Regions from separate parts of the Mus musculus genome. Here region 1 is linked to region 2. Evidence: chromatin loops called from intact Hi-C (ENCODE). Cell type or tissue: left cerebral cortex. All regions are shown on one strand. Links, peaks and the distances in the headings refer to the core of each region. The heading gives the core; the rest is flanking DNA. Region 1 overlaps Fam114a1 (family with sequence similarity 114, member A1). Region 2 holds the start of Klhl5 (kelch-like 5).

Evidence for each region. A loop is a pair of places that touch in the nucleus more often than their neighbours do. Peaks named below come from ENCODE experiments on the same cell type or tissue, not always from the same donor. Only the 100,000 strongest peaks of a DNase experiment are listed, where the experiment ranks them.
Region 1: a loop joins it to region 2, with 2.6 times the contacts of the local background. A loop is called at or near these places in 1 of 42 quality-filtered maps.

What each region holds. Positions count from the first base shown.
Region 1 is chr5:65,034,418-65,046,544 of GRCm38, reverse strand. Fam114a1 (family with sequence similarity 114, member A1) reads right to left here. Exons shown (of 14, transcript NM_026667.3): 12 at 12,101-12,127; 13 at 7,804-7,857; 14 at 4,644-5,921. The coding sequence ends at 5,805. Among named protein-coding and RNA genes, the nearest start is that of Gm32374, 20 kb to the right of the region's middle. In left cerebral cortex, for the core only: a CTCF peak has its summit at 5,875; DNase peaks (open chromatin) are centred at 7,058, 7,106 and 9,751.
Region 2 is chr5:65,124,483-65,136,609 of GRCm38, reverse strand. It overlaps Klhl5 (kelch-like 5), which reads right to left and starts at 5,379. Exons shown (of 11, transcript NM_175174.4): 1 at 4,834-5,379. The coding sequence starts at 5,213. LOC115490189 (a long non-coding RNA gene) reads right to left here and starts at 4,827. Exons shown (of 2, transcript XR_003955931.1): 1 at 3,640-4,827; 2 at 1-2,297. In left cerebral cortex, for the core only: no CTCF peak of the experiment used is centred there; DNase peaks (open chromatin) are centred at 4,833, 5,082 and 5,568; H3K4me3 peaks cover 2,835 bases; H3K27ac peaks cover 1,472 bases.

The DNA.
Region 1 (12,127 bases), core at 2,291-10,290, 90 kb after region 2:
TTTTTTTTTCCTAACACAACACGGGTGATTGTGAATATTTAATGGAACCACGCATTAAACACTAAACACACAGCCCAGCATATGGCAAGTACATATGAGCGATCACAGTTGAAATTCTGAGTGGATGTTTCTCTGGTAAATGGGGAAAGGAAATTAGAGAGAGGGAAAAGCCGGGCAGATTGGTAAAAAAAAAAAAAAAAAAAAAAAAAAAAAAAAAAAAAAAAAAAAAAAAAACTGATCCTGGGAACTGTGTACTTAATGACAGTTAAAAAAAAAATCCTGTGAGAGAGGCAGGATAAAGATGGCAAGGACTCAAGGGCTTAGCTTAGCTTTTTGCCAAGGTTTCACCCATCTGGCCTTGGCTTCTGTACTGCCTTTTCCATCCAAATCGCATCTGAGAAGCCTGCCAGTTGAACACACAGGGCAGGAAGATAGATCAGCTCTGGATCACCCCAAATTTCTGCACTCAGTGAAGGCATCGAAGACATCCATCTATTATTCTTTTCAGGTGAAACTTCCTTGGAGACTAATACAAGAGGCAGGCCAGTCGGGTGAGTCGCAGTCACTACAGGCTGACATAATTCTATTGCTTCTTGGCTGATGGCTCATGCCGAGAAAAATCCTCTGTGATCCAGACAAAGGTGGATTTAGTTCAATTCCCAACACAAAATCCCAACCCTCTGCACTCTCTTTATGCCCAATCTGTGATGACTTCTGACAGTTGAACTAGTAGAAATAACATCGACATATTCTCACTGTGTGGGTTGTCATAATTTAACTAGAAAGTGTAGAATATAGGATGGAAGATAAAAATCAGACCTGTGAACATATAGGAAACAAATACAAACCAGTCTATGAAATGAGATGGTCCAGAAAATAAAATAAAACATGTTAACCCCTCCTTTATTTTGTTTCATGTGAAGAGTGTCTGGTCTGAAGCCACTCCAGTGGCAATGTGAATTCTAATCAACTGCAAGATCAGGATGGGATTGCCATTCTAAGATGGATTTTTCAGTACCATCTTTACTGAAGTGCCTTTACAAACGTGGTAATTTAAGGAACTAAGTTGAAGCCAGCTATTTCAACATTAGCATACAGGGCATGCTTAAAGAAAGGATCAAAGGGCAATTTCTTATATTTTCAAAAAGAAAAAGAAAGAAAGAAAAGAAAAGAAAAGCAAAAACCAAACCCAAAAATCCACTCCAGTTTGGCTCTGTAATTACTTTTACAAAATTAACCACCATTTGAAGTTGTGTAGCGTGACCAGCTTTATCTGTTCGGCGAGTGTGTGCGTGTATGAGCACACACAGCACTTCTTTAGGACAAGGAGAAATGCAATGATTATTTCAACAGTTTGTAAATTTGAGAGGACCCTTCCTGGTTTTGTTTCTCAGACGGGTGCAGCGAGGCCAGCCAGCACAGACGGTGCATCTCTGGGCGTCTCTGGGCGTCTGTGGTGCGTCTCTGGGCGTCTGTGGTGCGTCTGTGGTGCGTCTCTGGGCGTCTCTGGTGCGTCTCTGGGCGTCTCTGGTGCGTCTCTGGGCGTCTCTGGTGCGTCTCTGGGCGTCTGTGGTGTGTCTCTGGGCGTCTGTGGTGCGTCTCTGGGCGTCTCTGGTGCGTCTCTGGGCGTCTCTGGTGCGTCTCTGGGCGTCTCTGGTGCGTCTCTGGTGCGTCTCTGGTGCGTCTCTGGGCGTCTCTGGTGTGTCTCTGGTGCGTCTCTGGTGCGTCTCTGGGCGTTTCTGGTGCGTCTCTGGTGCGTCTCTGGTGCGTCTCTGGGCGTTTCTGGTGCGTCTCTGGGCGTCTCTGGTGCGTCTCTGGTGCGTCTCTGGGCGTCTCTGGTGCGTCTCTGGGCGTCTCTGGGCGTTTCTGGTGCGTCTCTGGTGCGTCTCTGGGCGTCTCTGGGCGTCTCTGGTGCGTCTCTGGGCGTCTCTGGTGCGTCTCTGGTGCGTCTCTGGTGCGTCTCTGGGCGTCTGTGGTGCGTCTCTGGGCGTCTCTGGGCGTCTCTGGTGCGTCTCTGGTGCGTCTCTGGAATCGTAAGCACTTCAGAGCAGCTGATTTCTTTCTCAAGGACGCCTTTGCTTCCTGCACTGGGGCTTTTTCTGGTAATTTGTATTTTCCTTCAGCCAGCACATTATTGATCTTTCTTTCTTTCTTTCTTTTTCTTTCTTTCTTTCTTTCTTTTTCTTTCTTTCTTTCTCTTTCTTTCTTTCTTTCTTTCTTTCTTTCTTTCTTCCTTCCTTCCTTCCTTCCTTCCTTCCTTCCTTCCTTCCTTCCTTCCTTCCTTCCTTTCTTTCTTTCTTTCTTTTTCGAGACAGGGTTTCTCTGTGTAGCCCTAGCTGTCCTGGAACTCACTCTGTAGACCAGGCTGGCCTCGAACTCAGAAATCCGCCTGCCTCTGCCTCCCAAGTGCTGGGATTAAAGGTGTGTACCAACACCGTCCGGCTGATGTTTCTTTCTTATGGGTTGAATCTGAAATGTGCTCACCCTACCCCAGGCTTCGTTTTGAAAGCTTGTTCCCCAATTGGTGGTGCCTTATTATTTTTTTTTATTTTTATTTTCCTGAGGCCCTGGGAGCTTTAGGTGTGGTGTGAGGAACGGAAGAGCTAGTTGTTGAAAACCGGTCATTGTGGGCCTTTGAAATGGTCCTAGATCCTATTGGACTCTCAGCTCTCTGATCTGCGGTGATGTGAACAGTCTCCGCCACAGGCCCCCCTGCAGCCATGAGCTGTCCAGTCTCACTCTATCATCTCCATTACGACGGCTGAAATCTACCAACAAAGAACTTGTCCCTCCCTTATGATGTTTCTGCCGGGACACAGAAGTGTGGAGACACTCCTGGTCCCCCTTGCTCTGTGTCTGAAGTGTGCCGTTTCTTTGTTTGTGTGTGTGGCTTCCTTTGGTCCCAGCTTCAGTGAGTCACATGCTCCTTTAACCCTGAGCTTGTGTCCAGCCGTGTATGCCACCCAGAGAAAGCACACATTGCTGTTCTCAGGGCCGAGAATGCCAACTTAGGCCTGTCCTTCCGGGTCTGGGACTCGGTTTGTCCTTTGCATCTGTGTGTGTCAGTGCCCCGAAGCAATGTTTTTTTGAATGCTTTTTACTTAGAATTTGAAATAGGCTTTGGATATTTTTTAATTAACAAGGCACAGACTTGGGGCTATATTCATTATTTAGACCAGAATTTATGTTGTACTTGATGCAAAAATCAGGCATTGCTTGTTCAGGGTAATTGTGTACAGTGCAATAAACCCAGTTTATGTAAAGTATTATTGAAGGAATAGCCAAGTTCCACAGTAAGCCTGCTAAATCATTCATTCAGGAATAGATTCACGTTTCCCCAGGTCTGGATCATGTGTTTTGACAGGTTTTAAAGCAAAGCAAAGCAGCAATTATTTCAAGGTGATGGTGGAAGCCAGGACTGAGAGAAATCCCTGACAACGGGTCTGTAGTCAATGACTGTTCTCTCTTAAACAGTTGAATTTACAGGTCATAGGTCACAGAATCGTTTCAGTTCATGTCTCGACTTGGCAACCTTGGATTTTTTTTTCATTAAAAGATAAATAAATAAAATGTCAATAATATCGCTTACTTTAAATCTATTTTTTTAATGTTGTTTAAACTTTGTTTTATAATTAAAATTCTATTGCTGTACACTAGATGTACAGCAAACATCTAGGTAGTGTTTTAAAGATGGGACCTCAGGTAGCCCAGCCTAGCCTTGAACTTGCTATGTGGCCGAAGATGACCTTGAACTTCTAATCTCTCTGCCTTGCCTCCAGAGTGCTGGTATTACAGACTTACAATGCCTTGCGTTTTGATCTCCTCTTTCAGGTATGTGTGTCGTGTGCACACATATTTCTGCAGGCCCTTGTGCCTGTGTGGGCGCGTGAGTTGGCCACAGTGTACCTTGGCTCTTTTCCTCTACTGTTTTTCTTGTCATTTTCTTTTGACTCCAGGTCTCTCACTGTCTTAGGGTTTCAGTGCTGTGAGCAGACACCATGACCAAGGCAACTCTTACAAGGACAACATTTAGTTGGGGCTGGCTTACAGGTTCAGAGGTTCAGTCCATTATCATCAAGGTGGGAACATGGCTGAATCCAGGCAGGCAGGGTGCAGGAGGAGCTGAGAGTTCTGACAGCTAGGAGGAGGGTCTTAAAGTCCACACCCACAATGATACCCCTACTCCAACAGGGCCACACCTTCTAATAGAGCCATTCCCTGGGCAGAGCATATATGAACCATAACACTCACTGAACCTGGAGCTCATCAGTTGGTTACACTGGCTAGCCGGTGATCCTCCTGTCTCTACCTCCCACTGCTGGGATTACAGGTGTGCGCACAGACTTTACATCCATGCTGGGGAGTCTAACTCTGGTCATTACGCTTTCTCAACACTGCCTGCTGAGCCACCGCCCCAGCACTGACAGCCGAGAGACTAAGTCCAAGAATCTAATGCCTTGGAGGTATTTGTTTTTCTTTCGTATTTCTGGTTAATGTACAAATCCCTCTGATGTGAAAACTATAAATCTAGATTATTTCTTCTGCTCTATACTTAAGAATTATAGAATTCACAGAGGTGACTGTGATATGATCAACAGTTAATCACCACCACACTTAACATCAGAAGCATTCCAGAGGTCACGAAAGGAGAAATGCCACACCTTTACGGATTTAATTTTTCTAGGTTGCAAATACATTGTTCTTGAGTTTTTATTTGGTTGTTTCAGGAGACATACAGCTGAAAAAACAAAACACAGTCACACAAAAATGCTACTGAGAGAATTCAGATATCTACTTGGCCCACAGGGGACAGACGCAGTGGCTTCTACCACAGGAACAAAGGAGGGATTTTTCTCCCTTTCAAGACTGCAGGCATCATTTGCCCTGGGATAAGCCACTGGGCATGACTATTTTGGACACTACTGGTAGGGATGTCAGTGATGGTCTCAAACAGAAGCATGCCAGAGAACCTCAGCCTGGAAAGAACAGATGCATCTCACAAGAGCCCAGGTTCAGTACCACTGCTCCCTGCAAGGTCTCTGATGCATCTCCCTGGATCAGCACCCCACTTGGCCAACTTACGACTTTCTACCCTTTGCCTCTACCATGTGTGTGATCAGGTTAGTGGGTATTTTTGAAATGCAGGTCGGGGTTTCTACCTGGCTAAAACCCCTTTAGTTTTCTGTTGAAATGATTCTCAGCTTTATAATTTTGCCACCAAACACTCTAAACTAAAACACTTCTTCAGGGCAGGCAGGTTTCGTGTGCACACCTTTAGTCCTAGTTCTTGGGAGGCAGAGGCAGGCAGATCTTTGTGAGTTTTAGGCTAGCCTGGTCTACATAGTGATATTTATAAAGATATTTATGTCCCTTTTAAAACCAAATAAGTAGCGGTATTTTTGCTTATGATGTTTATGCAATTAAATGAAGTTCAGTACAAGAACTCATTTAAAGCCATGCTTGAGAAAAATAGGGCATAGAAAGGTAGACATTTCAAAGCTGAACAAAAATCTAGGTTCTCTCTATGAATTTCTAAATATAGTCTGGTTGACCAGGAAAACAGATATATTTGTGAATGAACTGCAAATTAAAGGAAAACTTCAATAGAACAAGTACAAGTTTAAGTTAATGTAAAGAAAACATAATTATTGATAAAACAGTATACATTAAGAGAAATTTTAACTCTCTGTATTTTCAAAACTGTGCAAAAATTGCTTGTAGTGTCCTCAAATGGTCTGGCCAGTGACATAGAAGTCCGTTGCCTTTAAATGGTATGTAGTGAAGAGATGTGGCCTGCTATTGAACTAGCTGCAATCTGGCTGGGCTGTAGCTTTCAAACAGCTGGTGCGGATGTGGGAGACCTGCAGTACCGGGAGCAGCAGCTGGAGGGCGTCCTGCACATATGTGGTGCTATTGGAGCCCTGCAAGAAGGAAAACAGAGCTGAGGGTATTTTCATAGTTCAGTTTCGATGGCTGTCACCATATAGCAACATTCTTATTCTCTCTCCTCTCTCTCTCCTCTCTCTCTCTCTTTCTCTTGTATATATATATATATATATATATATATATATGCTCTGCCTTAATGTACACAAGTAGAGGAATCAGATCCCGTTACAGATGGTTGTGAGCCACCATATGGTTGCTGGGAATTGAACTCTGGTCCTCTGGAAGAGCAGCCAGTGCTCTTAACTGCTGAGCCATCTCTCCAGCCCTAACAACATCCTTTTCCTCCGAGGAGAAGGAAGCACAACAATATCATAGAATTCTCAGAATGTCTGCACTTGCAGTAAATGTAAGCACATGTTTTTGGATGGAGTGTGCCCAGATCTCAACTATGTGAGCTAACAAAAGGCCCTCATTCAAATTGAGACAAATCATTTCCATGGGCTTTTAAGGGACATGAGTATGTGTAGACTCATGGCCCCGCATGGCCAGTATTATCTATCCCTTTCTCAGGTCAACCCTGTGGTCCTGAAATCACAGGACAGAGGCTAGGGTCTAAACCACAACCATTTACAGAAAGCTCCACATAGAGTGCCCTGGAGAGATCACTGTAAAAGTGGCCAGTGAAGTTTAGGGAGGGTATCTAGAATGGGTATTGGCCAGCGGCTTATTATTGGGTGCCATATTTGTGGTGCACAAGTATGTTAAATTAATGTGCTAATGTACATGTTTAATCTGGCAGCCATGACAGAGATCTGGGGTGGGAGACTAAGAAGTGAGACTGAAACTCACTATATAGTTTGTGTTGGCCTTGAACTCACCATCCTCCTGCCTCTGCCTTCCAGGGTTTCTACTAGCTGTGTCTGTTCCACTGGGCTTGTCCCTACAGTTCCTGCCCCTTATGGTTGAGTCCATTGCAAGACTGTGTCCTAAGCAATGATACTCGCTGCCACCACTTGATTAGGTTTGGTCCATGGACAGCTTTGCTTAACAATGAGACACAGTTCCCAGCAACGTTGCCACCAGTTCTGAGGTTATGTAATCTCTCCAGAGCTTACTCTTGCCATCCAAATGTGAAGGCAATGGCATTGGGCCTTGCCCTTGACCCATAGCTGCTTGGGAGGCCCTGTGGCTCCCCCATGGGCAAGGTCCTCCTCCACTGCTCAAATGCAGGACACAGCGCCCACGCTCCAAGACCAGGAATGCATCTTGGACTGCTTCTCTCTTACATCACTGGGTTCGTCTTCTGCAGAGCCACAGCAGTGCTGGGATAGCCTTCCATCTGGGCAGTTGCTGCTACCAAGTCCTAGTGAGCAGGCAGGGCAGGCAGGGAGTCCTCTCTCGTGGGGACTCTATGCTTGTCACTGAATGGGCAGGCATCCCGCAGCAGTTTCGCTAACCTGAAACTTAGACTCAGCTCTACTAAAAGTTCTCGTGAACGAAGGGAAATGCCTGTTTTTATGAAAATCACCAGTGGGTAATAATCCTCCATTGCAGCCAATAATCACAGTGTCAAACTTGGCAGCAAAAATCTGCGTCTGCTGGGGGAGGGTTGAGGGGGGGAGGAATGGTGGCCGGAAATAGCCTGCAAGCTTAGCATTTCCTTTTATAATTAGGAATTCTTGGAAATTAGGCATTGCTGCTCTACCAGACACTTTACAGCTGGCTGAGCTACAGAAATGGACACACACACACACACACACACACACACACACACACACACAAAGACTGTTAGACTGTTGACGATAAGATTTAGAATTCCAATAACACTTGCTGACTGGGAGGAAGAAAAGAGAAAAAAAAAGAACATAGCTGTAACACTCACTTTGATTTGGAGTACTTTCTCTGGGGGCTACTTACCTCTAAAAACACACTATTGATCATGGGGTTAAGGACTTCAGCCTTCTTGTTGCTCTGTGAAATTGAAAGTATGAAATTGACGGATTAGGGCCTCAAGGCTTAGCACGTCAAATATAAGGCACCGCTTTGTAGAGGAATGTCTTAGAGGAAGAAGTGTGCTTGGCGTCTGCACCTTCCTTATGCAATCTCTAATTCTACCAGCAACCCTAGGAGGGGCTTGGTGCTGCGGTAAGCCTAGGCGCTAGCTAGCAGGATGAAGAAACAGCGATCGGGAGGTTGAGCAATTTACGTGAGTTCACATTGCTAGAAATGTAGACTTTTTTCAGTGGTGGGAAGCTGGTAGCTGATTGGATCCTATCTTCTGCTTGCCCAATCTGCCTGACACCATCCTACACCCAGATCAGCTAGGGTTACAATGTTGATGGTAAATTTGTCATGATCTTTATTATTGTGTTAAAAAAAAATCTTTTTGGTTTTTGTGTAGCCCGCCTCATGCTTCCAAAGGCTGAGATTACAGACATGTGCTGTGCCTCACTGCAGATTTTAATTAAGGCATCTGTATAGCTTTCCGAGATTCTTATTCTTAAGAATTTTATTTATTTATTTGAGACAGGGTTTCTCTGAATAGCCCTGGCTGTCCTGGAACTCACCCTGTAGACCAGGCTGGCCTCGAACTCAGAAATCCGCCTGCCTCTGCCTCCCGAGTGGTGGGATTAAAGGCGTGCGTCACCATGCCCGGCTTATTCTATTTATTTTTAATTACATGTTTATGTTGGTATAGGGTATGTGCATGTGAGTCCAGGTGCCCTCAGGGGCTAGAAGAGGGCATTGGAGTCTCTGAACCTGTAATTATAGACAGTCATGACCTTTAATATGTAATATGTGGGTATTGGGAACTGAACCTGGGTCCTCTGCAAGAGCACTACATGCTTTAACTACTGAGTCAACTCTCCAGCCCCTGAAACATTATTATTGTTGTTATAAAATTTCCAGTCCTCCACTTATGTGTCCTACTAGTCTATCCTGCCTGCTCTTCTTTTGTTCTCTTTGTTCCCCTCTCTCCCTCTTCCCCCCACCTCACCCGTGAGCACAAATACTGTAGGTTATCTACCAGAGGAGCGACACGGTGAGGGCATTCTTAACTAGAACTTTCAAGTAGGTCTGTAGATCCAGGTTTGAGAATCACAAGTGTATGTGTACCGCGTGGAGAATGAATCCCCGTTTCAGGTGCTCCAAAAGGGAGAGATGGTCGTTATCCTTAGTTATATTATTCGGCTGTCAATCAGCAGGCTTCCCTATCTAAACCGCTCAACAGACCCCTACAGCAATGAATCTTTAACGGGGCAATCTTAGTCGGCTGGGTTCCCTTACTGTACCTGGAAGGCTCTGTGTCGAGCAAACAAAAGCATATGAATTAAGTCTGTCTTCCCAGAGAAGCCTTCCTTTGCTGGCATTAGGAAACCACAATGGAGTCTTGGAAGAGGGTGAGGAAGGACCTCTTCAAACACTCAAGTCACTTTAGTAAGTAACCAGAAAATCCATGATCGTATTTGCTTTCATGTTTATGTGATTATCAATAAACCTCTAAGATACAATCAAAACGAGGCCAGTAAGATGACATCGGTTTTCAGAGTCGATGAGCTATGCGAACCATTTAAAAGGAGCCTGGAGAGCAATGCACACTCATTAGCTTCAAGTTATGAATAATGGCTGCTTTGGAGACCAGAAACAATGATGAATGTAAATGATACTTCAGAGCTGCAGACCGGGGCTTTGTGGCGTGTGGTGAGCTCCATTTCAGATGTAAGCTTTCACTGTCTTCAAATGGACAACACACATTTGCTGGTGTCTGCGCTTGAGAACGTTCACGCTCGTGTTTGGGTATGTGCACGATTGTAAGTCCGCGCACATACCCACCTGCCGGAAACTTGGCTCAGCCAGTGTGGACCTTGGCTCAGGAAAGACCTTGGCTCGGTCACCCTAGGGCTAATTAACAATGCAGAATCCCTCTTCTCACACAGACTGGCTGAATGAGAATCTGCATTTTAACAAGGTCTCCAGGTGGTCGGTGTGCCTGCTTTGGGAAGCACTATGCTAGAGTCTGACACGGTACAAGGAGAAGAAAACTGTGTCACAAATATTACCCACTCCAGGGGAAAAACCTATTCAATGCAAAGCCTATAAAAACCCACAGACAGTCCCCGGGGCACCAAACAGTTGGTTATCTCTGGTCTAAAGCGTGGCGGGCTGCTGATGGGGGAGCTGGGAGGTCAATGGAGAGGCCTGTGTGCATCAGCTCCTCTCTCTGCCACTTGGGGTCCTCAGATATCGAACTGTAGAAAGTGGGGAGATGCAACAGAAGAGCTTGGAACCTGAATTGATGAGGCAAGCCCTCGCACTGCTATGGGAACCCACCATTCCCACCAAAGCCTATCATCGAGTAACTTGAAGTCGAGGGACGTGCTTCCATAGCGATATGTCAACGACTGATAGCCATCTATCAATGGCTTCCATCTCCCCATCACTCTGCTTACCGATGACGATATGGCCTTGCTGAAAACCTAAACTAGGTAAGCCCAAGATAGAATGAGCAAACCAGACTTGACAGCAGAATGGGTTAGTGGCCCACAACTCACCCTTTATCCATAGGCTCACTTAGCAGACATATGGGGGACTGATATCCCATTTCTTTTAAGAACTGCTCTTTGCCTACAGTGCAGTTACACCCAGCAGCTATGTAGGTCTACATGCCACCATCTTGCCCCCAGTCACAGCTGAGTGACATCAAGGTGGTCATCTGCTGTCTGACCTATGCTGGTGGTCTTCTGAAACTTCTGACTCAGAAAAAGGAATGTGAAAGATGAGACAGACCTGGGCGTGGTGGCGCACACCTTTAATCCCAGCTCTTGGGAGGCAGAGGCAGGTGAATTTCTGAGTTCAAGGCCAGCCTGGTCTACAGAGTGAGTTCCAGGACAGCCAGGGCTATACAGAGAAACCCTGAAACCCTGTCTCAAGCCCCCCCCCCCCAAAAAAAAGAAAAAAAGATGAGACATTGTTTCTCTGTTGCTGGGTCCCCAGAGCTGTTCATAGTCTTCCACCAACTTCCATAAAGCATCCCTTTATCTGAGCCATTTATAACCCACCCCCAGAGGCCTCAGAGAGAGCATAGCCCTGGTTTCAGACTTCCAGTCATTCCTTGGAAACTGAAACTGTACATTGCAATAGTAAATACCCCAACTAAAGCCTATTTCCTGTGTCTCTGGGAAAGAGTCAGATCTTGCATCTAGGGGCTTTAGAAGTAGGAAGATAAAAGAGGAGTGTTTCCCACTTAGTAGGGCTACTCCTGCTCTACTAAGGTGGGCTTTATAATACAATTGGTTTCATCATCCCCCATGTATATATGTGTAGTATGGGGGAATCACACATGTTTGCATGCATGTGTGTGCACACGTGTATAGAGGCAGAGGTTGATGCTCAGTGGGTGTCTTCCTCAATCACACTCTTCTTTATTTACTGAGACAAGGTCTCTTGCTGAACCTAGAGCTAGCCCATTTAGCTACTCCTCCAGCAAGCCATCTTGCTCTGGGGAAGGCCCTTGTCTTCCTCCAGAGCACTGCGATTACCAGCACACTCTGGGGATCTGAACTCAGAGTCTCACACTTGAACATGAAATCCTTCGTCGGCTAAGCCATTTCCCCAGCCCACAAGGGCTACCTGGGACAGAAAAGGGCACAACCGAGATAGGTAATCAGAAGCCACACGTTGAAATACATGCAACATTTCACAGCTATTATCTTAAGAACAGAAACACTTAGATGTTAATTGACAACACTTTTTGACAACACTTTTTTTTAAAATTCTTATCATATGTGGCTTATTTAGACTGAGGATAATACTGAACAATAATATTTAAAGTTAGTTATTTTAATAGAGATTCTTGAGTAATGTGAAGATAGATAATAAGCAAAGGAAAAGTACCTTCCTTTGACACCCTTTCTTTTGATATATGAATAAGGCCAGGTCCACGGAGATCTGACCACCCACCACAGTCCAGATGATGTCTGAGACAGCAGACTGGAGTCTACAGCCCAGGCAGACAGCAGACTGGAGTCTGTGCCCATGGCAGAGGAGAGCCCTAGGCTAGTGGTGCTTAGAGAGGGGACCTCTGCCTGATTTTAGAAAAACAGCATGACACAGCTGTGATTATGGAGTTGTGCTAAAAAGTGTCATAGTCCTGACTTCTCACAGCTCCACTTCCCTCAACAATGTAAGAAAATAACCCGAATTGTATTCTTACCCCAACAGTGGTTAAAGAATTTGTAAA
Region 2 (12,127 bases), core at 2,215-10,214:
CCTAAAACAAAGTAAACCAGACCCATCAGAGATATAAACTAGAAGTAGGAGTTTGAAAACCGTGACTTTAACCGAGCATCGCATGCACCTGGGCAGAGCAGAGTGCTGGAACTCGGAGGGAGGAAAGGCCCACGGGGTATGTGGGAAGGCAGGTGGTAGATAGGGCAAATCTGTAGGGAAGTGACGAAGAAGAGGAAGCAGGGTGGGCTCCTTTAAGGAGTTCCCCTTCCTCCCATCCAAGGGCTAGCCAGGCCTGACCCTGCTTAGCTTTTGAGTTCAGGAGCGTTCAGGGTGGTATAGCCACAGGCAGGTTCTCCCTTCTACAGCCAAGGCAGTTGTGTAGAGAGAGATATATCAACAGCTCAAGACTTATCTTTAAGGACTGGAACTGTAGTTCAGTGGCAGAACACTGCTGAGCAAGGGTGGGGGCCTTGGCTCAATCCCCAGTATCCCTCAAAACAGAAAAGCATTGTTGTCCTTTACCTTCTCAAGAAAAACACTTTTATTTGGGAATTCCCTCCTATCCCCACCCATGGAACCATGACGTGCTATCCATTCAAGCATGAAGACCTCCAGCACCCACATTAAAGACTGTCTCTTTAGCCCCAGGTTTTACTCACTGCACTTTTTATTATAACCCCACGTCTATTCCTGTTTCTATAATACTGACTTTCAGCTGGACACACGGCCACACTCAGGTAGAAAGTACATTTAAAACCTCTTTTCTAACTAGCTGAAGCCACACAGCTGGGTTCTCCTCACCCATGGAATAAGAGATACACGACTCGCACCATTACTCTCACACCCAGCCTTTTCTTTGGTCTTTCCCTCAGATGAGAATGGAGGGGGAAGCTGAGTAAGCTCTGAGCACACAGAGAGGATACTTCTCTACATGGTGGAGAAAGATATGCAAAGGGTTATGGGCCTCTGAATGAATCGTGAGGCAGAGACCTATCTGCCCTCGGCCACTGGTCCACCTGTCACCTGTGCTCCTGACAGTCTATGACAATCGATGATAAACAAATCATTTTAGTCTACGATCTATCAACACACTCATTCCTAAAGTTAAGTGACCAAATTATTTGGTAACAAGTCAATGTGGGGTGTGTGTGTGTGTGTGTGTGTATGTGTGTATGTGTGTATGTGTGTGTGTGTATATGTATATATATTATATAATAAATCTGAGAGAGAACAAGGAGTAGTATATAGGAAAGTTAGGAAAGAGAAAAGGGAAGGGACAATGTAATTAAAATAGCAAGATAAGTAAATAAATAAACATACATTTAAAAAGATAATATCTTTAGAGAGGAGATGGATAGGGAGGCAGAAGGAGTCTAGGATATCCAGAGGTGAAACACAGAATTTGAAAGTGATTCAGTTATAGGGGTTCTAGCACCCTCTTCTGTCCTTTAAGGACACCAGTAACACACATGATACACATACAGAGGTGCAGGCAAACACTCATCACAGAAAATAAAATTAAATACTGTGTAAAATGTGACTTTAGAAATAGTACTGTGGATACTAAACAAGTTACCATGCTGAAGGCTTAGCGCTGTGTAAAGAGTAAAGTTCCTCTGGGAACTTTAGTTATATATTTTTTTCTTTTTTGGAAGAGCTTAAATTGCAATGATATTTTGTGTAAAAATGACTTTAAAAGTTCAAATATCCACCAGGTGTCGGCACACGCCTTTAATCCCAGTACTCAAGGCAGAAGCAAGTGGATTTCTAGTCTAGGACAGCCAGGGCTACACAGAGGAACTCTGTCTCAAAAAACCACCATCAACAACAATACTAGTAATAATAATAATGATAATAATGATTTCTTTACTTAATAGGTGTGTCAAAAATTACCTAATTCTACAGTGAGTCAGTTGAATAATATGTAAATCATTTATACCTTGATTACATGGTAGTAGCTATGGACACCTACCTTGATGGCCCTGGTAGGAACTAGCCTAATTAGATAGATGTTAGAAATCTATCTCATAGAAGACATGAAAATTCTGTCACTTAAAGTCTGAAATTGCTCACGTTATATCAAAACAAAACAAAGTTTATATTTTAGTACCAAAGTTGACCCACAGAGGAAGTACAGCTAGGCTATAGAGTCAAGCTAAAAGCTGAGAGATGTTTCCATGGTTCAGCGAAGTGGCAGTGAACGCGGTCAGAGGCCAATGCTTGGGCAGGCCTTTCAGCTAGATAACAGCTGACAATACAGTCCTTCAGCTGCCCACATCCATGATGGCTGTTAGCATTCTGATGATGCAAAACCACTCGGCTGTCCTTCTCCTAACCTAAAAAACCAAAAGTTCTGTTTAAGTTCTGATATCTGTCTTGATGACTGCTCCTAAGAAGAAATCAGTATGTTATACGTGCATCTTCACTGTATCTTTAATATATTCAGATATTAATTTATAACATGCTTAGGTTTCTAGCTCATCATTTGCAAATATATATAAAAAGAATTGTTCCAAGTTATGTATACAAATCTGATAAATGTCACTGTAACTTCTTTGACAACAGTATTTGTTTGTTTGTTTGTTTGTTTGGGGTTTTTTGTTTTTTGTTTTTTCAAGACAGGGTTTCTCTGTATAGCCCTGGCTGTCCTGGAACTCACTTTGTAGACCAGGCTGGCCTCGAACTCAGAAATCCACCTGCCTCTGCTTCTCAAGTGCTGGGATTTGACAACAGTATTAATGGGCTTCAATTTGCTTATAGTAAAAGGACACTCACTTAGGAACTTTGGCTGTTTAAAATGCTGAGGGTGACAAATTTCTCCCTGTGACAAAGGTTAAAGTGTCAGCCAGAGGATTGACAGAGGCATAAAGATTGGATACATTCAACATAGGATGACATGGAGATGTGAGGGACAAGCACACACTAAACTATAGATCTTTTTTTTTTTTGCAATAATATTGAAATGTTAAACCATCAAGAATAAGCTCTTGAATGGCCCCTCCTATCTACAAATCAGAGATTTACTTATATTATGTTTTACTGTACACATAGTTTTTTTTTTTAATTAGGTCTCTGAGGATGTGACATGTCTACTCCCATCGTTCACCATGTCCTTGATGAGCATTTTAATTTTATATTCCTATAAGTAAAAATATCAATGCAAGATTCTTGAGGACTATACAATAACTATCTCTGAGTCAGAACAAAAATATTTTCTCTCATTACTAACACCTCACCAAAATATTTCAGTGTACACGCAAAAGAGGGTTAAAATTTAATATTCATTGGTTATGTTAACTATCTATGATATAAGGAAGTATGTGTAAATTTTCTCTATATTAGACATGTGCATAAATGTTATTATCACATAATTGGGTAGTAGATAGATGTTAATAGTTTTATGACCTAAGCTGGTAAAGAAGTGAATGTTTTGTTTTTTAACACTATTTAAATATTCTTAATATATTGATTTTTCAAATGGAAAAATTTATTTTCACACAGAAATTGGTAAAAAAAAATTAAAAATTAGTTTTCTTTATGGCAAAAGTCCCAATATATAATAGGATCATGTTTGTTGAGTTAATCTCAATATTAAAATTATTCATGGCTCCTTTTCCCTTACAATAAAGGCAAGTCATGAAGTAATAACATTTTTTTTAAATTAAATATGCTATTTACCTAAGTAAAGATTCTCCCCTCTCTCAGTTATACAGGCTACAGATGACAGTCTATGTTTCTATCCTCCCACAGGTCAGAATTCCATGTTCTGAAGGTTAGAGGAAGAGAAAGGGCGAGGATTTCCAAGCATGAGACACTTGAATCTATGAGTCCATTCGACCCGAATTCTTCAGGATGCCTACCTACACTTACAATAGCCAACCTAGAGATTATAATAATCAAAACCTGCAAACTAATTTCAAAGAGCAAAAAGTAATTGAATGTCAAATGAGTAGGTGTTTGTGTCTTTAAGTATTTAGAAATATTCTACAATGAAGATGTATCAGAAAGTCGACTTTAACTTGTTACACAGCATGGAAAGCGGACCAAGAAAATCCATCCTAAAGATAAGAAGGTGCCAGGAAGGAGGAACAAAATCATCATGAAATTATCAATTCTTTGCTTTATTGCATTCCTTCCAACTCATTTTCCTTATCATCTTTTTGACTGGCTGACCACATCTAGCACTCCCGACACCATGTTCTCTTAAACTTTACTAAAAGATTATCTTTCTTTTCCTTAAACAGCGTGAATTTCAGTGGAAAGTGGGGGTAACAGGAATCGGTGGTGCTATCCTTGAGAGAGACACATACATTACTTAGTATTCTCTGTCTTAGTCTGCAGAGCTGCAACATCCACAGGACAAAGACATAACCACAGAAAAACAGTATTGACAACTAAAATGGTGTCAAAAATTGGGAACTACAGTGTATCTCTTTTTATAGAACCTTTCATTTTTATCAAATTAAAACGACTCCACAATCTATTATAACCCAAAATACCACAAGGATTTATACTGTAGAAATGTCTCATAGTTTTAGTGTAAATACAGAAGCCGGATGAATACAGCCAGGCAACACCGTATAAAACTGCTGCTACATACTATTTTCAAGGCAGTGTCAGATCTATACATGAAATGCAAGGTATTTCAAAATGAAAGCTATTTGGTGCCTTTAAATTTCACAGAATTAACGAGACATTTCCCAAATCCTAGCAAACCTACGTATCCATACCAAGATGCCATTCATGTAGGCAGTTCACGGGAAGCAGATGTACGGACAACCACAGAGATAAGCTAGTAAATAGTCAGTTATTCTCCACTAGCATAGAGCACACACCCCGCACCCCGTCTCTGACAGTAAGAGAATAATCAACCTGCTCGAGCTGGAATCAGATTCATTTTCCTCTTCACTAGTGCCATCGTCCACTTCTGGTCTCTCCAGCCAGTGTGCACCAGCACAGCCTTCTGCTGTAAACTCAAATGCAGGGACATCTGAGGTGGATGCCATTGGCCAAGAAGGTGAATTCTGGAAATCCAGTTGGCTGGACCTTCGGTAACCAATGGAAGCCAAAGGCAATTGTAGGTTACACGGATCTAAAAACTTTCTCCCACCGTTTGCTCCGGTCTGTCCTCGGTTCCAAAATTCTCCCTGCTGGCTGTCAACGGAAGAGTTAGACGATGCTTGATGGCCAAACCACCTCCACCTGATTTTCAAAATCTGTTTCACGTCAAACTCTTTGCGAGAACCAGACATCCTCAGAGAAACCGAGTGATCGTCTAGGCAACGGGCAAAAAACACGGCGCACAGATTTGTGTATCCAACCAAGACAAGAGAAGTATATTCCCTGCTGTACCCAAAAAATAGCTTTAAAAGAAAACAAATCGTTCAAATATATATCTCCATTTACTTTCATCCCAATATATCAGACTATGAAGAACAAAGGGTAATGAATAAAGATGAACGCGGTGGAACACTCCGCTCGATCGGAGCAAACTCTGATCCACCTATCCTGAAGCAGCCCCAGCACTTTCCCTGCTCCCCTTCCCATCCAGACCCTGGACTCGCACAAACACTGACAGCATTCATTAAAGTCCTTTCAAATGCAGAACACCACCCCCTTCTCTGAACCACAAATGACAGAGACTGAGAGCACTATCCCCGCTGCAGAATCAAATCGCAGCCTTTATTGCTCGGTGCATTAACTCTTTTATGGCTGAAACAAGAGCCGTTAACGCAGAGCATTTTCCTTTGTACTTAAAAACCACTTTTCCACCAGCAGTGGTTCCTGCTTTTAAACCAAGTTCTTAGGTGAGTTCTTAGTTCATATCACAGAACACATTTTCTAAAAAGCATTTTAAATGAGATTTGAGGATTCTTGAGCTGTGTTGGGTGGGGATGAGGAGGAGGGTCTAAGCTGGGGCTCTGGACTGGTGGCCACTATCCTCCTGTCTCCTCCCTCTCCTCCCAGGATGCACAGTGACATCCTTGGTTAAGAGTTCATTTGAACAAGGGATAATGAGAAAAACTAGACGAAAAAGTTTGAAAACTACAATGGACCAAAATATGTCAGTACTAACTCTTTAAAAGGGATACCCTGACACCAATATCACTCACTCTAATTCAAACAGGGCTGCTTCCTCCAGTTTGACACCTAGATTTCCTATTGGAGAGGGATGGTGGGGCTCAAGGCTTAAGATTCCTTAGCTGCAGAGAGCACTGGACTGTGGCCTCTGTGGCCAACAAGACAGAGCAGTGCTGTGGACATGCTCACTGCAAATTGATAAGGAGAAAAAAATTAAAATTTAAAATACTAAAGAGTTACTTTGAGTATTCTAGTAGGCGTGGTGGAAGACAGGAATATACACATACTGATGTCTAACCTCCAGAATGAATAAATACAGTCACTGAAGTGAATAAAAGCACTGATTAGTCAAAATATAAAATATTATAATAGTGTAATATTAAGAATTTGTGATTTTAAAGTGCAGAACAGAATTTAGATGTTCAGTACTGAACCCCCTGTCAAATAATTTCACATAAAGCTGTTTTGACATTGGCTGAAAAGTCTGTTTTGGAGACTTTTGGCACAAAAATACCATGAGGCCTGTAGCTTAACCTCATGTGGCCCCTAGAACTAAAAACTGTTCAGAAAAAACAGAATAAGAAGCATGAAAAGCCGCGCAGAGCTCTGTACTGGCACTGTGGGGGACCTCCAATCAGCTCCCTTAGCGCCTGGGTAGGAATGGAACACTGACAAGGAGGGGTTCCGTCAGCTAGCCATACCTGCTTAACTTTAAGAACAGGAGAAAGTTAGGTGAAGGAAGGAGACAAAACGTCCTGAGCACAAAGTCAAGGTGACACCAAGTAGGGTGCCTGGGAGATCGACGCTTTGGAGCTTTAGTGTGGTGGGAGCATGCAAGCGGTGAAGTGACACCCTTGGGTCTGCTCTCACCTATGTCAGACAACTATTACATCACTGAGTCCATATGATGTCATGCCCTCTTCTACAAGGCTGTTTGAGTTCCAGTCCCCCTGGCTGTCAACCCTACTCCTCTCTCAAGGTTATACTTACAAACAACTCCTCCATTTCTCTGCGCTTGTGGTTCCTGATGCGGGCAGCAAATCTCCTTCCTGACAAAAGTTTCTGCACACTGGAGATGTAGCTGTCAGCATCTGGGATGACCAGAGAGTGCTGTAAGCCTTGAGAGGACAGGTGCCAAAGATGACATCTTGGCAAAGCACAGTATACACTGCCACAGTGGGAAATGTCACAGCAGTGGTGCATACGGACTTTACCTTCAATTCATTCAAAAAGACCCTGCCAACTACTTCTACACAAAGGACGCAAAGATTCAAAAAGACCCTGCCAACTACTTCTACACAAAGGACGCAAAGGAGAGATCACGGACATCTTAGAGCTCTCAGAGATGTTTTTAAACTTATATGCTGACAAAGGAAAGGATCATGAACTGTTACAAAAAGAACAATTTGTGTGTCGTGTGTGTGTGTGTGTGTGTGTGTGTGTGTGTGTGTGTGTGTGTGTGTGTGTGGTGCACATGTGCAGGCCAGAGCTAAACAGCAGGTGTCTCTCTCTGCCATGCTCCATTACTGATTAAGACAGGGTCTCTCACTGACCCAGCTAGCTGGCTGGCCAGGGAGCTCTTGGGAATCTGTGCCCGTCCTCCTGCCCAGTGCCACTGTTCCAGGTATGACGCCTACAGTCATGCTCAGCGTTTTACATGGCTGCTGGGGATCCCAACGAAGTCCCTGTGCTTACCAAGCAAGCATTCTTACCAGTGAGCCATCTCTCCACAAAATAAATTTTAATAAATATGAATTTATATATGTGAAATTTTAAATTGAATTGAATCAATGTGAGAACACTCGCCAGTGCTTCGAATTCCAGGAAATACTGTTTTTTATAGCTAGAAGTGGTTTGATTGTTATCTTGTCTGGTGAGTCATTGAAACCTGAACTCAACAGTGGCTTTCATTAAGGACCTCTGAGACATGAGCCATTCATTTCTCAAAAGTAATTCTCCATCAGGAGAAATTCAGACTTAAGGAGCCATGGATGTTAAACTATGAGGTCACACCCCTCCTGCTAAAAGGATTCAAAGGGCCTTTTATCAGAAAATTGGGCTATACATTGAATGTATACCTGCTTACAATAGTAGCTGTTCTGAGCAGGCTATCAGACAGGCTCCATGGTTTGAAAGGGACACCAGGATTGGGTTGCAGAAGGACAAACTGCAGCAGTTAACTGCTGCCATTGTGACCAGAACTTAATTCACCCCTCTCTCACTCATAATGCCACTTTCACACATTTATAAGAATTTTGATTGTTGCTAGAAGAAAGATCATACTATACATACAATTTGAACATTTTTCTTTTCTTTTTGAGAATATTTTGTTATGTGTATGTGTGTATGTGTGTGTGTGTGTGTGTATGTGTGTGTATGTGTGTGTGTGTATGTGTGTGTGTATGTGTGTATGTATATGTGTATGTATGTGTGTGTGTATGTGTGTATGTATGTGTGTGTATGTGTATGTGTGTGTGTGTGTGTGTGTGTGTGTATGTGTGTGTGTGTATGTGTGTGTGTATGTGTGTGTATGTGTGTGTGTATGTATGTGTATGTGTATGTGACTGGATGCACATTTGAGTGCAGGTGCCCTCAGAGGCCAAAGGTTTCAGATGTTGTGAACCACCACCCTACCTGGGTCTGGGAACTGAACTTAGTCCTCTGGAAGGGAATAACAAGTGCTCTTAACCACTCAGCCATCTCTCTAACTCTGCATGTTGCTTTGCTTATACAATTTCATACACACATGGGCACACTAACTAATAAACCTCTTAAACAGTTTCATGACATTTCATAGTTGTAAACAGTTCATTACTCTCTATGAGGTGTGCATGGTGGTTCAGACCGTACATTTCAGAACTAAGGAAGCTGAAACAGGATCACTGCCATGAGTTTGAGGCCAGTCTGGGTCACATCTCAAGTACCAAGCCAGGCTTGTCTATATTGTGAGAGTGTGTCTCACACCAAACAAAACCAAACCAGACCAGACCAGATCAGACCAGATCAGACCAAATCAGACCAGACCAGACCAGACCAGACCAGACCAGACCAAACCAAACCAAACCAAACCAACAGCACCCATCTTGCAAATAATAGGCTTTGAGTTGTTTTCAAGTGTTTGTTTGCTACTAAGGGCAACACTGAAGTAAGTGTCTTGGGAGGCTCTTACGTTGACACAGCTTAGTTCCCAGGAGAATCGCTGCATTGAAGGTATACACACTTCAAATTTGAGTAGTTTAACTTTCCTCAAATCCACATTTCAACAGAAAAGAACTACCCTCTTCTCACCTCCTTCCGCAGGCCTGACACTGGCAATGAGGCTGTAATTCTTTTGGCTCTAGAGGATGTCTGGCCTTGAGCACATTTTTATAGGCCCACTGACCATTCCTGAACTGGCTACATCTATTTTTTTCCTAGGTCATTTGTCTTTGTTTTACCATCAAGGAGAGCCTTGCTATATATTATACATTTTTAGAAGGTATTGGTCTTGTTTTAGATTTTTTTCTAGTCAATTTCTGGATGAACAGCAGCTAGCTTTTGTACCTTTAGGGGCATGCTAGAGTAACAAGAGTTTAAATCACAAGTAGAAAGCACAACGTATTTTCATGACAGGAACCAACCATGTAATTTTCACTAAGGTCCAGGGACAATGACAAACAGTTCATGCTCCTTCCCAAAGGGAGCCACAACCTTTGGCATAGGCTCCTTTTCAAAAACATATTCTTCTGTTCATTAGTGTCCTAAAATTAATTCATAGACTAGGGCTGGAAGTTTAGCACATGTGAAGGTTCAATTTCTCCCACTGCCTCCAAAAACAGTCAGTTGTCTGAGCCACTTGATGAATATATGAACTATGATATTCCAAACACACATACATATACATACATATTATATATATAATGTGCATATGCAATATATGTTACATACATACGTGTGTATGGCCACTAAAATCCCTTCTGTTGGTGACAAGACCATTGAGTTGTTCCTGGTTTTAAACATTTGTCAATACTGCTGCTATGTACACTCTTGTATATCATCACAGTTATGTGGGTATCTGGGGGCTATTACTTTATAGGAACACATGTGCTCCACTCTGGCCTTTGCCATCAGTTCACACACCTAAAGCAGTGCCTGAAAACTCCTTCTATCCAGTCAACACTGGCAATATCAGTCTTTTTTTTTAAGATTTATTTTTTTTTTAACTGTGTGAATATGTATGTGCGTGCAGTGTCTGCAGAGAACAGAAGAGGGTGTCAGACTCCTTGGAGCTGGAGTTAAGGTGCTGGTAAGAAGCCTGCCATGGGTCCTGGGAATTGAACTCAGGTTCTCTAAAGAACACTGCACACAGGTTACCCCTGAGCCACATCTCCAGTCCATCAGGCCTTTTACTCTTGGTCTTTTTTTGTGGGATATATAGAGTTTTGTTTTTACATTACATTTGATTATGAGTAACGGTGAGTGGCTTTTCATTTTAATTTATTTTTCAGATATCAAAATGGATGTTTAAGGTCTCTTCCTCTGTATTCTTCCCATCTTAACTCATCTCCCCTCTTTGTGGAAGCTATTACATCTCTCATATTCCCTTTATGATAGGCTGAGCACTACTGTTACTAGGCCATGAAAAATCAGCATTTGTTTGTTCATGAGACAGGGTCTCACTATGTAGCCCTCGATGACGAGGAACTCAGTATGTAGACCAGGCTGGCTTCTAACCCCCTGAGCTCCATGTCCCCCTTAGTGCTGGGATTAAAGGTGTGCACCATTACACCCAGCTGGCAAGCATTTCTGTGAATAATACTTTTGTTTCTGACCCATCGGCTTTTACTCCACAACATAAGACTGTTTCGACCAAACATCCAGGTCTGGAGAGAAGCACTCACTAGGCTGGAGGAAGGGCTCAGGAGTTGATCACTGGCTGGGCATATAGAAGACACTAGGTTCAATCACAAGGACTTTCCCTGATACACCTTAGTGTTGAATGATCAGAATGGGCTTCACTAATTAATCTATGTGCGTAATTTCAATCCCTTAAGCCCCACCCCCCAACTTTCCTATTTCGTCCAAGGTGCTCACTACTGCCTGGCATTGCTCTTTGTTTATAGTCTATAAGGTAACTCCCAGTAGAACTTTTTGTCTGGATTCATCACTATGGCCCAAGCACGTGGCAAGGAATCCTGCCGATAAACAGATCTCCAGTGAATGAACCCAGCAAACACAACAGAAGCATGTGTCTAAGCTGCATATTTCAACTCTAAGGTAAATCAACAACCTATTATTTTAAAAATATGAGAGAAACATTTACCTTTGATGACAAAATCTTTTAAAGACTTTCAACTTGTGGGGGAAGTCACAGCATGACGTTATACAAACATCTTTTTTCCTATTTCATTCTTGAGGTATTACACCTTCATCAAACGGATTAAACTTTGTACCTCTTTTTACTTCAATAGCTTTGCTTTCCTGCAAGTTAAACTTGAGATACCGACATTGGTATATTGTTTAAAACAGATAATGAGTCTATTATGAATACATTTTTCAAAAAGTAATTAAGGACCTGTCTGAAACAGCTGCTTTAAATCTGTTCAACAGTCAGACTGTGACTTTCTGTCTCTACCCAGTATTACAATGAAAGCAAGAACATGTCATTAAGACAGAGTGCGGTGACCACACTTGGAGGGGTGGCATTTGGAGCTCTGCATCTGGGGTCTTCCATGCCCAGGCCTTAGATGTGGAATAGAGTTTCTGTGTTATTTTCCCATCTTTGTTGTCTTGTTTTTAGCTCTGGTTTGAGCCAATCATTTAAATCACTAATATCTGGTCTCTAGCTTACACAGTAAATCATTATAATAAAAATCTCAAGACAAACAGTCAACTAACCTGATTCCTTGGGAGCTCCCAGAGATTGAACCATCAATCAAAGAGCATGATGGGCCTAGGCCCCCTATACATATGTAGCAGATGTGTAGCTTCGTCTTCATGTGGGTTCCCCAACAACTGAACAGCGACTGACCCTGACTCTGTTGCCTGCCTGTGGATCTTTGTTACACGCTCTCTAGTTGAGTTAGCGTGACAGGCTAAGGCTTGA